2 separate regions of the Homo sapiens genome follow, and region 2 is linked to region 1. A link is a contact called in ENCODE Hi-C or POLR2A ChIA-PET data. All regions are on one chromosome and are shown on one strand. Each heading gives the region's core, a stretch centred on a gene start or an enhancer-like site at or near the end of the contact. The rest is flanking DNA. Distances are from core to core; before and after follow the strand shown.

Region 1 (6,683 bases), core at 3,817-6,316:
CCCGCCCATCAAGTGACATCACTGTCACCCTATTCAGCCCAAGTGAGACCACCACGAGATCCTCCATATTCCGAGACAGACCCAACTCTGTTCTGCTCTGGGGTCTCCATCAACTTCACTGCAGACCTTGGGCTGCTAGGCCAGGTTTCTTTAAACAGGGAAAAAAAAAGACTGTGAACACTCTAGAACATTCTATAAGGACAACTGCCCATTTGTGCCCACCGGGAACTGTGTTGCTTTCTATCACGTTAGCCTGGGTGCCTGCAGACTTCACGCTCTGGGAGGTGCTGCTGTGTGCCTCTGTCCCGCCTTCCCGCCACTGTCCAAACCTCCCTGCTGCCAGCTCACTTTCCCAGCCATGCAAGTGGGGAAACTGCATCACCTCTCTGTGGCCCGGAAGACAGAAGCAACGACACGATCTCTTAAAAGCTACTGCATGGGGGCCGGATGCGACGGTTCACACCTCTAATCCCAGCACTTTGGGAGGCCAAGGTGGGGGAGGGGGGTGTGAATCACCTGAGGTCGGGAGTTCGAGACCAGCCTGACCAACATGGAGAAACCCCATCTCTACTAAAAATACAAAAAAAATTAGCTGCGCATGGTGGCGCACACCTGTAATCCCAGCTACTCGGGAGGCTGAGGCAGAAGAATCGCTGGAACCCAGGAGGTGGAGGTTGAGGTAAGCCGAGATCACGCAATTGCACTCCACCTTGGGCAATAAGAGCGAAACTGTCTCCAAAAAAAAAAAAAAAAAAAAAAGCTACTGCATGGGAAACAGCCACAGGGTAAGGGAACTAAGAGGCGGTTATGAAGGTTACACAGGAACACTGAATCTTTTCATAACTACCAGAGCTGACCTGGGAGACGAAATTCAGTGTTGAGAGCCCAGTCTCAGAAACCAAAATCCCAGGTTCCAATCCCAGCTCCCTGTTCAGTCCGGGTGAGTTCCGGCAAGGCTAGGGCCAGGTGTCATCACTGCGGACATCCTGACAATTAAAAGCACAATGTACGTGGCTGGGTGCAGTGGTTCACACCTGTAATCCCAGCACTTTGGGAGACGGAGGTAGGTGGATCACCTGAGGTCAGGAGTTCAAGACCAGCCTGGCCAACATGGTGAAACTCCGTCTCTACTAAAAATACAAAAAATTAATCAGGCGTGGTGGTGGGTGACTGTAATCCCAGCTACTTGGGAGGCTAAGGCAGGAGGATCGCTTGAACTTGGGAGATGAAGGTTGCAGTGAGCCCAGATCGAGCCACTGCACTCCAGCCTGGGCAACAAGAATGAAACTCCATCTCAAAAAAAAAAAAAAAAAAGCACAATGTACATGTCTAATTAACATACGTGTTCCTGTCATTGTCACACTAAACTTAGAAATGTGACAGACACTATTGTATGACTCAAGTATTATGTTACAAATGAGGGGAGATAGGGGTTTTGGGTTGCATGGATGTAGACATTTGTCAAAATTATTCAGTCTGTCTAACATCTGTTTCACTATAGACAAAGCTTTTAGGTCCGGCACTGTAGCTCACGCCTGTAACCCCAAAACTTTGAGAGGCCAAGGCAGGAGGGTCACTTGAGCCCAGGAGACCACCCTGGGCAATATAATAAGACCCCATCTCTACAAAAGATACAAAAACTAGCCAGGCATGGTGGTGCATGCCTATAGTCCTAGCTACTTGGGAGGCTGAGGCTGGAGGATTGCTTGAGCCCAGGAAGCTGAGGCTATAGTGAGCTGTGATCGTGCCACTGCAACACAGCCTGGGCAGAGTGAGATCCTGTCTCAAATAGGAACAACAACAAAAAAAATCAATGAAAACAGAACCAAAAACAAATACTGAGCTCTAGGTACTGACGGTGTGCTGCAGTAATAAGGGAAAGGTGGACTGGTGTCTGCAACTTACTTTGAAATGCATCCCAAAAAGATGGATTGGCGGGCAGAGAGAAAGACAGAGCGCTTCAAGATAAACCTAATAAGTCAGAATACCGATGGTGAAATCTACATGGCAGGTGTGTCTAGGTGTTTTCCCATTCCTGCATGGTTGAAATGCAAAAGTTAAAATGCTAGCTCGGTGGCTGGCATAGAGTGGATACTCAGCATTATCTCCTCTCCTGAACTTGGGAGCATGAGAGTCCAACCCGCCACTGACCTACGCTGTGAACTTAGAAGGTCCTTGCAGGCTTCAGAAACTCTTTGTGAAATGAAGCCTTCTGTGCTGACCCAATAGGCTGAGTGGCAAATCAAAATCAGTTTGGATGCCACAAAGGGAGCACGCATCATAGGAGGAGGGAGGAAGAGAGCGCCAGGCGGAGCTCCTCTGTCGAGCCCGGCCCTGCCTCTTCTCTGCACACACGCGGCTTGCACCGTCAACTCCCCAAGTTCTCCAGATCGCCTCCTCCCGGGGCAGGGCGGGTTAACTCAGATTCTTAAGACTCAAGTCATCACGTCTCTTACGGGAAGAGGGCTAATGAAGGTCTCCTATGGCATGCAAGCCAGAGAAATTAATCATCAGGTCTCATCTGGAGTGAGCAGGCATGATCCTCCCAGCCCCCAAAAACCCCTGGCCGGGCGCAGTGTTTATTTTCCAACCTAGACACCAGATGGCAGCAGTACCCGGTTCAAAATCCAACAACAACACAGTGGGGTACACGCAGCTCAACTGACGACTTTTAATCCAGTTCCAGTAGTCTACGCCCGTCCCCACGGTCCAACCAACTCCAGCAGATGGGACCTACACCTTCGATCACACTGTCTCATCCTGCCGGGAAACCCCACTCCCAGTAGGTCCCACAGTCCCCCACAAAAACACCAACCAAAGTAGCACCTCCACCCCCAGGTGCCAATGGAGGGAGCGCCCCAAACGTGGCAGCTATGAAATCAAAGGGGGACATTTTAAATGCAACGAGGGGCTGGAGACAGAACAGAGAAAGAGACGAGGGTCGGTGGACCCCTCGGGGACCACACGCCCCAGGTCAGCAGCAGCCGCAGCACAGCAGGCTCAGGGTGGCGGAAATTCCTGATTAGCAAGCGCCATCTCCAGACTCTGAATAAGCTAATCCAAATTTTTAGAAACAAACACTCGCAGGGTCTGATGCTTAACCGGTACAGGCTGAGAGCAATTGGTGGTGGATGTTTAAAAAAGAAAACCTGGTCCCCTCCGTCCTAGCTACCAGATGGTCCTGGGCCCTTTCTCGAAAATTCCTCAGCCTTCCATCGGCCACCTCCAAAACTTCTTTCTCTAGCCATTATTTTGAGGCGGAGCTTTGAAAAAAGAAGTTTAAAAGCCCAGACCCTATAGATTCGAGGGCCAGCCGCCAGCCCAGCGTGTCAATCTGTGAGTCCTCCCTTTGTTCCTTCCTCTCGCAGGCATTTGAGGTTTCTGTGGACTTCTCCTTCCGGGAGAGATGAAGTGGGACCGGACGAGGTTGTTGGGGGGGGAGGTGGGAGGGAGAAAGTATCGGCTGGTGGCTGCAGAGGCGCGAGGCCTGGACCAGGCATAGAACAAAGGTGCTGGCGGCGGGTGTACCTGTTTGCCCCTGTAGAACAGCCTCTGCAGGCCTGGCTCCACGTGGAACAGCTCCTGGATCTTCCGCCTCAGCTCCTCCACCTTGGTCAGCCTGGACAGCGAGTCCACCGTGTGGGTCTGCCTCCCGTCCATGGTCCGAACCTGGATCCACATGGTGTCGGCGCTGAGGGGAGGGACAGCAAAAACCCCCATCAGTTTTACCAGCACCTCTGAGCCATGCCATGCTCTAAGGAGTCGGGGTTGCTTTTGTCCGGCCTGTGGACACCAGGAAACTCCCAGGATGCCCTTCCAGTCCTCCTGTACAGCCAGACCCTGGCCAGGACCAGACACAACAAATTAAGCACTTAAGGCATTAACGACTAGCCAAGTGTTGAAGATTGAGGAGGAAGGAGAATGAAAAGAGGGAATTGAAAGAAAAGCAGAAGGTCCAACCCATCCCTCCTTCCCCACGACCAGAGGAGAAAGGAGGCCCGGGCCAAGTGGCCGAGTTGGTTCGTTTATTCATTCATTCATTGATTCATTCATTCCTCGGATTCCTATTTACGGAAGAGGGAATCCCAGAAGTCCAGCGCGGGCCGGAACTTCAGAAGTCCCGGGGGAACTCAACCAAGTGCCACTGAGAGGGAAAAACCCCACCCGAGATCCGCGGACCCCGGGACCCCTCGGTGCCCACGCCCCCCCTCCTTGCCGGCCCCCCCCGCGCGCGTGCGCGACCGGGCCCGCCCCGCGGTGGCCATGGTAACCGGCCGCCCCGTCCCGGCCACCCGCGAGCGCGCGCGCCCCGCGACTCACCTCGACCTCCAACCCCCGGCAGCTCGCGCCCCTCCAAACCCTGGACCCTCGGCGTCCCTCCCGCACTCCCACTGGCCCGCGCGGGTCGCGCCAGCGAGCCCACGCCCACCCCCGCCGCCGGGACTACAGAGGGGGCCCCCGCTCGTCAAGTCCCGCCCCCCTTCACTTGAGCCGCCTCTTATTGGCTCCGCAGCACCCGGCCGCCCCGCCCCGCTCGCTCCCCATTGGCCCAGATGCTCCCGGGGAACTCAGGGCGCGCGAAATCGGGCTCGGGCGCGACAATTGAATCGCGGGGCGCCCCGCGCGCAGGCGCGGAGCCTGACATCCTCCCCGGCGGCTCGCCAGGCCCTCCCCCACCCGGCGCGCTCGACCCCCCGCCGGGCTCCGGGGACGCAGCGCTGGTCCCGGCTCCAGCCGGATGTGTGCCGGGGAACGATTCCCGAGGGTTAGGTGGAAGGGGAGGCCCTGGATCCCGGGACAGAGTGCGGGACATGCGTGCGCCCGGGCTGGCCGCGCGGGAAAGTTTTGCAAAGTTCCCGAGCCCCGTGCGCCCGGCCCGGGCTGGCACCCCGACCCGGCCCGCCCGCTCACCTCTCCGGTCGCCGCGAACAGCTTGTCTGCCTGCGCGCGTGGCCCGGCTGGGGATGGCGATGAAACCGCGTGCGTGGCCCGGACCCCGCGCGGACTTGCGTGCGACCCGGAGCGCCCGCTCGGCAAACGCTGCCCGCCGCGCTGCCAGCTGCTCTGATTTTTTTCCCGCGAAAACTCGGCATTTGGGAGTTGCGGGGCCGCAGGAGGCCGTGCCGGGGGCGGGCGCCTGCCTCCTGATTGGCCGACGCAGTGGCGGGAAGCGAGAAAGAGGGTGGGGGGCGCCCCCGCCTCTGTCCACGGCGCCTCCGCCTAGTGGGCCACGGCTCCGCCCAGCCCTGCGCGCTCTGCTGGGCGCGCCCAGCGTGCAAAGGGGCTGCGTGGCAGGGCCTGGTCACCCCCCGCACGTGGACACCCCAGGAGCCTTGGGGACCCCCAGGGTACAGACCCCCTGAACTCTTAAGTCCAAGTCCGTTCGCAGCCCCCCACTCGCACGCATTGACCAGTAGGTCTAAGAAGGCCGGAATCAATGTGTAAATACTGCGAGGGAATGTGGGGGGCCCCTAGGAGACCACCTGCACCCTGATGGCTCGCCCGATCGCCCCAAGCCCCACTGCCTGGCGTCAGGGCCTGCCAGGGCTCCCCACTCTACCCACCCGCAGGGCTTGTTTGCTGTCTTTTCCCGCCTCGTTTTCCCGCCTTCTCCAGGCTGTCCAGGCGGGCAGGGCTGCCCTGCCCCCTCCGCCCTGTCTGTTCCACTCTGACCAGTCCTGGCGGGCACAGGAGTGACCTGTGCTGGGCACCTACAAAGCAGCCGGACAGGTTGCTCAGAGCTGCAGAACCCAGCGGTGTACATGGCAGACCCAGTTGGTGGTCTCAGGGAGGGAAAATTCCTATCTGGGGGAGACAGGCAAGAAATGAATAACTAAAGCAGATAATTTCAGATGATTCCTTATAGGAGAGTGACCAGCAGCCATGTGGTGGGAGGCGGGGAGAGAGGATACTCTCTCACTGGGGCCACTGCGGTGGGCCTCTCAGAGAAGATGACATTTGAGCTGGAATCGGAGATGAGACTCCAAGGACAGATGGGTCTAGGAGGGAAAGTCAAACCCAGAGGCCGGAAAAGGCTTAGAGGTGTCCAGGGAGCAGGAAGGGGCTGGTGTGGTTGGGGCCCACTGAGCAAAGGGGAGGGGGAGTTGAGGTCAGAGGGGTGATATATAATACCTTGAAGGCCACCGGGGAGGACTTTGGTCTTTCCCTTGAGAGCTGTGAGCAGAAAAATGTTGAGTTCCCACTTAGCTTTTTACAGTTTCTTCGTCACTCTATTAAGTCTCCTCTATCTGGTCAGTGGGACTTCTGCTATGTCCCTAATATAGGAGACAGATCATGGCCCCCGAAGATATGCGTCTCTAGACCCCCACGTCCTCGCCCCCAGGATCTGTGAATACAGTGCCTTACACAGCTAAAAGGACTTTGCAACTTTGCAGGTGTGATTCAGTTAATGATTTTGAGTTGGGGAGCGTCTCCTGGGTGATCCAGGTGGGCACAATGTCCTTAAAAGGTCCTAATAAGTGAAAAAGGGATACAAAAGGTCAAAGTCAAAGGAGATGGGAAAGTGGAAGCAGGCTTTACAATGATCAGGCCAAGGGCCGGGCGCGTTGGCTCACACCTGTAATCCCAGCACTTTGGGAGGCCGAGGCAGGCAGATCACCTGAGGTCAGGAGTTCGAGACCAGCCTGACTAACATGGAGAAACCCCGTTTCTACTAAAAACAC
Region 2 (6,222 bases), core at 3,218-5,717, 240 kb after region 1:
AGACACCCAGCAGACCCTGTTTGCAACGTGCGGGGCATGTGGGCTCCATTTCTAACAGCAGGGATGGACTGCCCTGCTTATCCACTTGCTCCATCCTTTGGAAATTTCCACTTTTTTTAAAAAAAAAAAAAGGGGGGGGGGGGCTTAAAAAAACATACGAGGCCGGGCGTGGTGGCTCACACCTGTAATCCCAGCACTTTTGGATGCCAAGATGGGTGGATTGCATCAGTCCAGGAGTTGGAGACCAGCCTGGGCAACATGGTGTGAAACCCTGGCTCTACAAAAACAAAAATTAGCTGGGTGTAGTGGCGCATGCCTGCAGTCCCAGCTACTCAGGAGGTTGAGGCTGGAGGATCACTTTAGTCTCGGGAGGTCGAGGCTGCAGTGAGCTGTGATCATGCCACTGCACTCCAGCCTGGGTGACAGAGTAAGACCCTAGTCTCCAAAACAACAACAACAACATCAAAAAGGAAGTATAAAAAAGAAAAAAATTCCAGTACAAAATGATATTTAGGGGACTCAGGCACAGTGGCCTCCACCTGTAATCGCAGCTAATCAGGAGGCCAAGGCGAGAGGTTGGCTTGAGCCCAGGCATTTGAGATCAGCCTCAAAAAAAAAAAGGCCATGTGTGGTGGCTCACGCCTGTAATCGCAATACTTTGGGAGGCTGAGGCCAGCAGATCACTTGAACCCAGGAGTTTGAGACCAGCCTGGGCGATATGGTGAAACCCCATCTCGACTAAAAATTGAAGAATTAGCCCAGCGCAATGGTGCACGCCTGTAGTCCCAGCTACTCAGGAGGCTGCAGTGGGAGGATCACTTGAGCCCTGGAGGAGGAGGAGGTTGCAGTGAGCTGAGGAGGTTTCTCCAGCCTGGGCAACAGAGTGAGACCCTGTCTCACACAGACACACACACACACAAAAAGGAGGCCAGGCACAGTGGCTCACACCTATAATGCCAGCACTTTGGGAGGCCAAGGTGGGTGAATCATTTGAGCACAGGAGTTTGAGACTAGCCACAGCAACATGGCATAAACCCCATCACTACAAAAAAATAATAATAATAATAGCTGGGTGAGTGTTGCATGCCTTGTAATCCCAGCTACTTGGGAGGCTGAGTGGGAGGATCATTTGAGCCCAGGAGGTTAAGGCTGTAGGGAGCTGAAACTACCACTGCATTTCAGCCTGGGCGACAGAGCAAGACCTTGTCTCAAATTTAAAAAAAAAAATAAATAAATAATCTAATATTTGTGTGATCGAATCTTGTCCTTTAGGACTGACAGATTTCATATCATGATTAGTGGGATCCGTGGAATAATTTGTTGTTTGCTCCTCTGTCACCCAGGCAGGAATGCAGTGGTATAATCACAGCTTACTGCAACCTCGACCTCCTGGGCTCAAGTGATCCTCCCACCTTGGCCTCCCAAAGTGTTGAGATTACAAGAGCCACTGTGTCCAGCCTTGTTTTCTTTTCTTTTTCTTTCTTTCCTTTTTTTTTTTTTTTTTTTGGACACAGGGTTTCGCTCTGTCACCCAGGCTGGAGTGCAGTGGTGTAATCTCAGCTCACTGCAACCTCTGCTTCCATGGCTCAAGTCATCCTCTGGCCTCAGCCTCCCAAGTAAGTGGGACTACAGGCACAAGCCATCATGCCCAGCTAATGTTTTTGTATTTTTTATAGGGACGGTGTCTTGCCATCTTGCCCAGGCAGTTTTTAAACTCCTGAGCTCAAAGTGATCTGCCTCCCAAAGTACTGGGGCCAGCCTTGTTTTTTCTTTTAATCCTTTTAGTGTGATGATTTGTGGTGGGTGGGTGAAACTTGGGGCCGAAACCTTTCTGGAAAGAACACACACACGCATGCACACGCATACGCACAACCTGCCTGGGTTCCGTAGCAGACTCCCAACAGCTCACAACTGAAATTCCTTGTTAGCCGCAGAGCTCGGCCATGCATCGAATCCTTCATGGTGACAGGCTGAAAGTTGAACACCGTGGTAAGGTAATGGGGACTCCATCAGTGGAACCGTGCTGTGTCACTCACCTAAGGAACAGGGCTGCTCTGTGCTTGTCCAGTTTATGGAGACAGTGTCTCATGGGTCCAGAACAGACAGCTGCATGGAGGAAGAGATTTGTTTGTTTATTTCTTTATTTATTAAGACGGAGTCTTGCTCTGGGACCCAGGCTGGAGTGCAGTGGCATGATCTCAGCTCACCGTAACCTATGCCTCCTGGGTTCAAAAGATTCTCCTGCCCCAGCCTCCCAGGTAGCTGGGATTACAGGCGCCCACCACCATGTCCGGCTATCTTTAAAAAATAATCTTAAAATATCTTTAAATATATATATATATAAGTATATATATGAATATATGAATATATATAAGTATATATGTGAATATATGAATATATATAAGTATATATATGAATATATGAATATATATAAGTATATATATGAATATATGAATATAAGTATATATATGAATATATGAATATAAGTATATATATGAATATATGAATATAAGTATATATATATGAATATATTAATATATATATTCATATATATGAATATATATTCATATATATGAATATATGAATATATATAAGTATATATGAATATATGAATATATATATAAGTATATATGAATATATGAATATATATTCATATATATGAATATATGAATATATATTCATATATATGAATATATAAGTATATATGAATATATGAATATATAAGTATATATGAATATATGAATATATATTCACATATGTGAATATATGAATATATATTCACATATGTGAATATATGAATATATATATTCACATATGTGAATATATGAATATATATATTCACATATGTGAATATATGAATATATATATTCACATATGTGAATATATGAATATATATATTCACATATGTGAATATATGAATATATATATAGGAATGGGGTCTCACTATGTTGCCCAGAATGGTCTAGAACTCCTGAGGTCAAGCAATCCACCCACCTTGGCCTCCCGAAGGGTTGGAATTACAGGCATGAAGTATCACGCCCGGCCAATAAATTTCCTAACGCAAGCAGGTATCCCAATTTAGAACAGGCTGCCACTGCAGAAAGGCAACTGGCTTGGACTTCTGTCATTGGCAGAGGAGTCAGCCTCCACGGGGATCCTTCTCACCTCCCTGGGGCTCACCACCCTCCGTAGCTATGGAGTAGAGTGATTTAATTCCTCAAAGGGTGAATTATAACCCATCTTAGGAGTCATCTATGACGTTTTCTCTCTGGATTCTGTTTTTTGCCAGTTGGGAAGGACTAGAAACACCAGCTTAATTATTGACCCCCCAGGCCTGGCCACTGGTGTTTTCTTGAAATGTTAAGCCATTTGTAACCAAAGAATGACTTCCTTCTCTAGTTGAAAACCTGGGATCTAATGATAGCAATAGCTACAATATATAATTCTCAGTTCATTCGTCCCGGTGTGGGAACTTAATTCCCTCACTTACTCCTCCCAACAACTCCTTGAGGTAGGGATTATTTTCTTTTTAACTTTTTATTTTGAAATAATTTTTGCCTCCCAGAAAATCTGCAGAAACTGTAGGGTTTCCTAATACGCTTCATCCAACTCCCCCTAATGTGAACATCGTCTGTAACCCCTAGGACAAGCCAGGTTATCAAAGCCAGGAAGTGAACACCCACATAATCCTATTAACAAATACACAGACTGATCGAGCGTGATGACTCACACCTGTAATCCCAGCACTTTGGAAGGCCGAGGCAGGCGGATCACTTGGGGTCAGGAGCTCAAGACCAGCCTGGCCAACATGGTGAAAACCTGTCTCTACTAAAAATACAAAAATTAGCCAGGGGTGGTGGTGAACACCTGTAGTCCCAGCTACTCGGGAGGCTGAGGCAGGTGCATCACTTGAACCTGGGAGGCGGAGAGTGCAGTGAGCCGAGATCGCGCCACTGCCCTCCAGCCTGGGCAACAAGAGGGAAACAAAAGCAAGCATCCTGCTTCTCATCCTACTTTCCCTCTGCTAATTTTGAATATCGATGCACACACATCTTGGCTGCAACGATTATGAGAAGTTCGCCTAATGGTGACCTTCGATTTCCCTCACTCCCTGTACATCTCCTAACTGAAAGAGCTGCAGTCAGTCACACGGCTGGTGAGGGACCCTGAGACCCCAAAACGAACTCCATTACCACCTGAGGGACCCTCCAAGGATCGCCGGGCTACGCAGGGTCCCTAGGGTACGAGGCCGCCCCCTCGGCGGCCCCGCCCCCTCGGCGGCCCCGCCCCCTCGGCAAAAGTCCCGCCCCCTCGACAAAGTCCCGCCCCCAAGATGGTGGCCCCGGGCGGTGGACAGGGCGGGGCGTGCCGGGTCACGTGGACAGCCGACGCCGACGTGGCCTCCGGCGGACGCTCCACGTGTCCCTCGCCGCGCCCCGTCTACCCGCCCCTGCCCTGAGGACCCTAGTCCAACATGGCGGCGCCCAGCGGAGGGTGGAACGGCGTCGGCGCGAGCTTGTGGGCCGCGCTGCTCCTAGGGGCCGTGGCGCTGAGGCCGGCGGAGGCGGTGTCCGAGCCCACGACGGTGGCGTTTGACGTGCGGCCCGGCGGCGTCGTGCATTCCTTCTCCCATAACGTGGGCCCGGGGGTACGTGCCACCGCCGTCCCGGATATTTGAGTGCTGGCAGGCCCGGGGAGGGGGCGCGGAGCATTGGGGGCGGGGCCCGAGGAGGGGGCGCGGACCGCGGAGGTGGGTACTGAAGAAGGGGTGCGGATTGTTAGGGTCGGAGGCTGAGTGGGGGGCGCGGGACCGTGAGGCCGGGGTCATCACTGGGGCAGGACTGAACTCATAGGGAGCGGGGCCTTGTGGGCCCCGGCGGCGTTGAGGGGGCGTGATCACCTGTCACCTGTCGCCTGCCTGGAGTGTCCAGGCACCCCTGCCCTCCAGACGCAGAGGTGGGGAGGGGTCAGTGATGGGAGCGGCAGGAGGCTAAAGGGCATCTGCCCTCCTGGGCCTGAAGGAAATCAGTCGCTGCAGCTCCGAAGAGGGAGGAAGTGCTCCTTCCTTCCATTGCACAAGGTCCCCCCTCACCGAGGGTGTGAGGCCGGGCCCTCAGCCCTGTACTCAGCTTGTCGGCAAAGTCCTTTCCCCTCTCAGCCTCCCTTTCCCCGCCTGTAATAACAGTATCTTTACTGTTTTTTGACTATTTCTTTTTAGACTTGCGTGCAGTGGCGGGATCTCGGCTCACTGCATCCTTAGCCTTCTGGGTTCAAGCAATTCTTCTGCCTCAGCCTCCCCAGTACCTGGGATTACAGACGTGTGCCACCACACCCGGATAATTGTTGTTGTTGTTGTTTGAGATGGAGCCTCACTCTGTCGCCCAGGCTGGAGTGCAGTGGCGCGATCTTGGCTCACTGCAACCTCTGCCTCCCAGGTTCATGCCATTCTCCTGCCGCAGCCTCCCAAGTAGCTGGGACTACTAATCTTTGTATTTTTAGTACAGATGGGATTTCACCATGTTAGCCAGGCTGGTCTTGAACTCCTGACCGCAGGTGACCCGCCCACCTCGGCCTCCCAAAGTGATGGGATTACAGGCGTGAGCCACTGTGCCAGGCCAGTTTGTTGACTACTTCCTTATAGTTAGGTGTGATGCCAAGTCCTTTATATGTTAGGCCCAAGTTACAGATGAGAAAATGCTTCACATAAAAAAGAGAAACAGAGAGAAACTAGAGGCTCAGAAAAGTTTTCACTTGTCCAGGTCCCATGGCAAAACCCATCTCTACAAAAATACGAAAAATTAGCCAGGTGTGGTAGCAGGTGCCTGTAATCCCAAGTACTCAGGAGGCTGAGGCAGGAGAATCGTTTGAACCCGGGAGGCAGAAGTTGCAGTGAGCTGAGATCATCCCACTTCAGCCTGGGCGACAGAACAAGACTCTGCTTCAAAAAAAAAAAAAAAAATTAGTCGGGTGTGGTGGTTGCGTACCTATTGTCTCAGTTACTTGAGAGGCTGAGGCAAGAGGATTACTCAAACCTGGGAGTTCGAGGCTGCAGTGAGCTGTCATTGTGCCCCTGCACTCCAGCTTGGGTGACAGCAAGACCCCGTCTCTTAAACAAAATAAAAATTTCCTTCTACCAAACCTTTTTTTTCCTTCCATTCTCTAGGACAAATATACGTGTATGTTCACTTACGCCTCTCAAGGAGGGACCAATGAGGTGAGTTG

What was found. A loop is a pair of places that touch in the nucleus more often than their neighbours do. ChIA-PET counts read pairs that join two places held with the same protein, here RNA polymerase II (POLR2A). Pooled maps may share reads with other maps.
Region 2: a loop to region 1 is called in a pooled map, with 12 times the contacts of the local background. The contact joins the promoter of MYDGF here to the promoter of UHRF1 in region 1. A Hi-C loop is called at or near these places in 8 of 50 pooled maps. POLR2A ChIA-PET finds 5 or more read pairs at or near these places in 4 of 52 experiments (BJ, WTC11, activated CD8-positive, alpha-beta memory T cell and 1 more).

Annotation. Positions count from the first base shown.
Region 1 is chr19:4,907,884-4,914,566 of GRCh38, reverse strand. It overlaps UHRF1 (ubiquitin like with PHD and ring finger domains 1), which reads right to left and starts at 5,066. Exons shown (of 17, transcript NM_001048201.3): 1 at 4,912-5,066; 2 at 3,529-3,691. The coding sequence starts at 3,681. It also overlaps a transcript of ARRDC5 not described here. RefSeq lists silencers at 4,208-4,727, 5,228-5,307 and an enhancer at 5,127-6,033.
Region 2 is chr19:4,668,587-4,674,808 of GRCh38, reverse strand. MYDGF (myeloid derived growth factor) reads left to right here and starts at 4,467. Exons shown (of 6, transcript NM_019107.4): 1 at 4,467-4,648; 2 at 6,164-6,214. The coding sequence starts at 4,475. RefSeq lists a silencer at 4,078-4,467.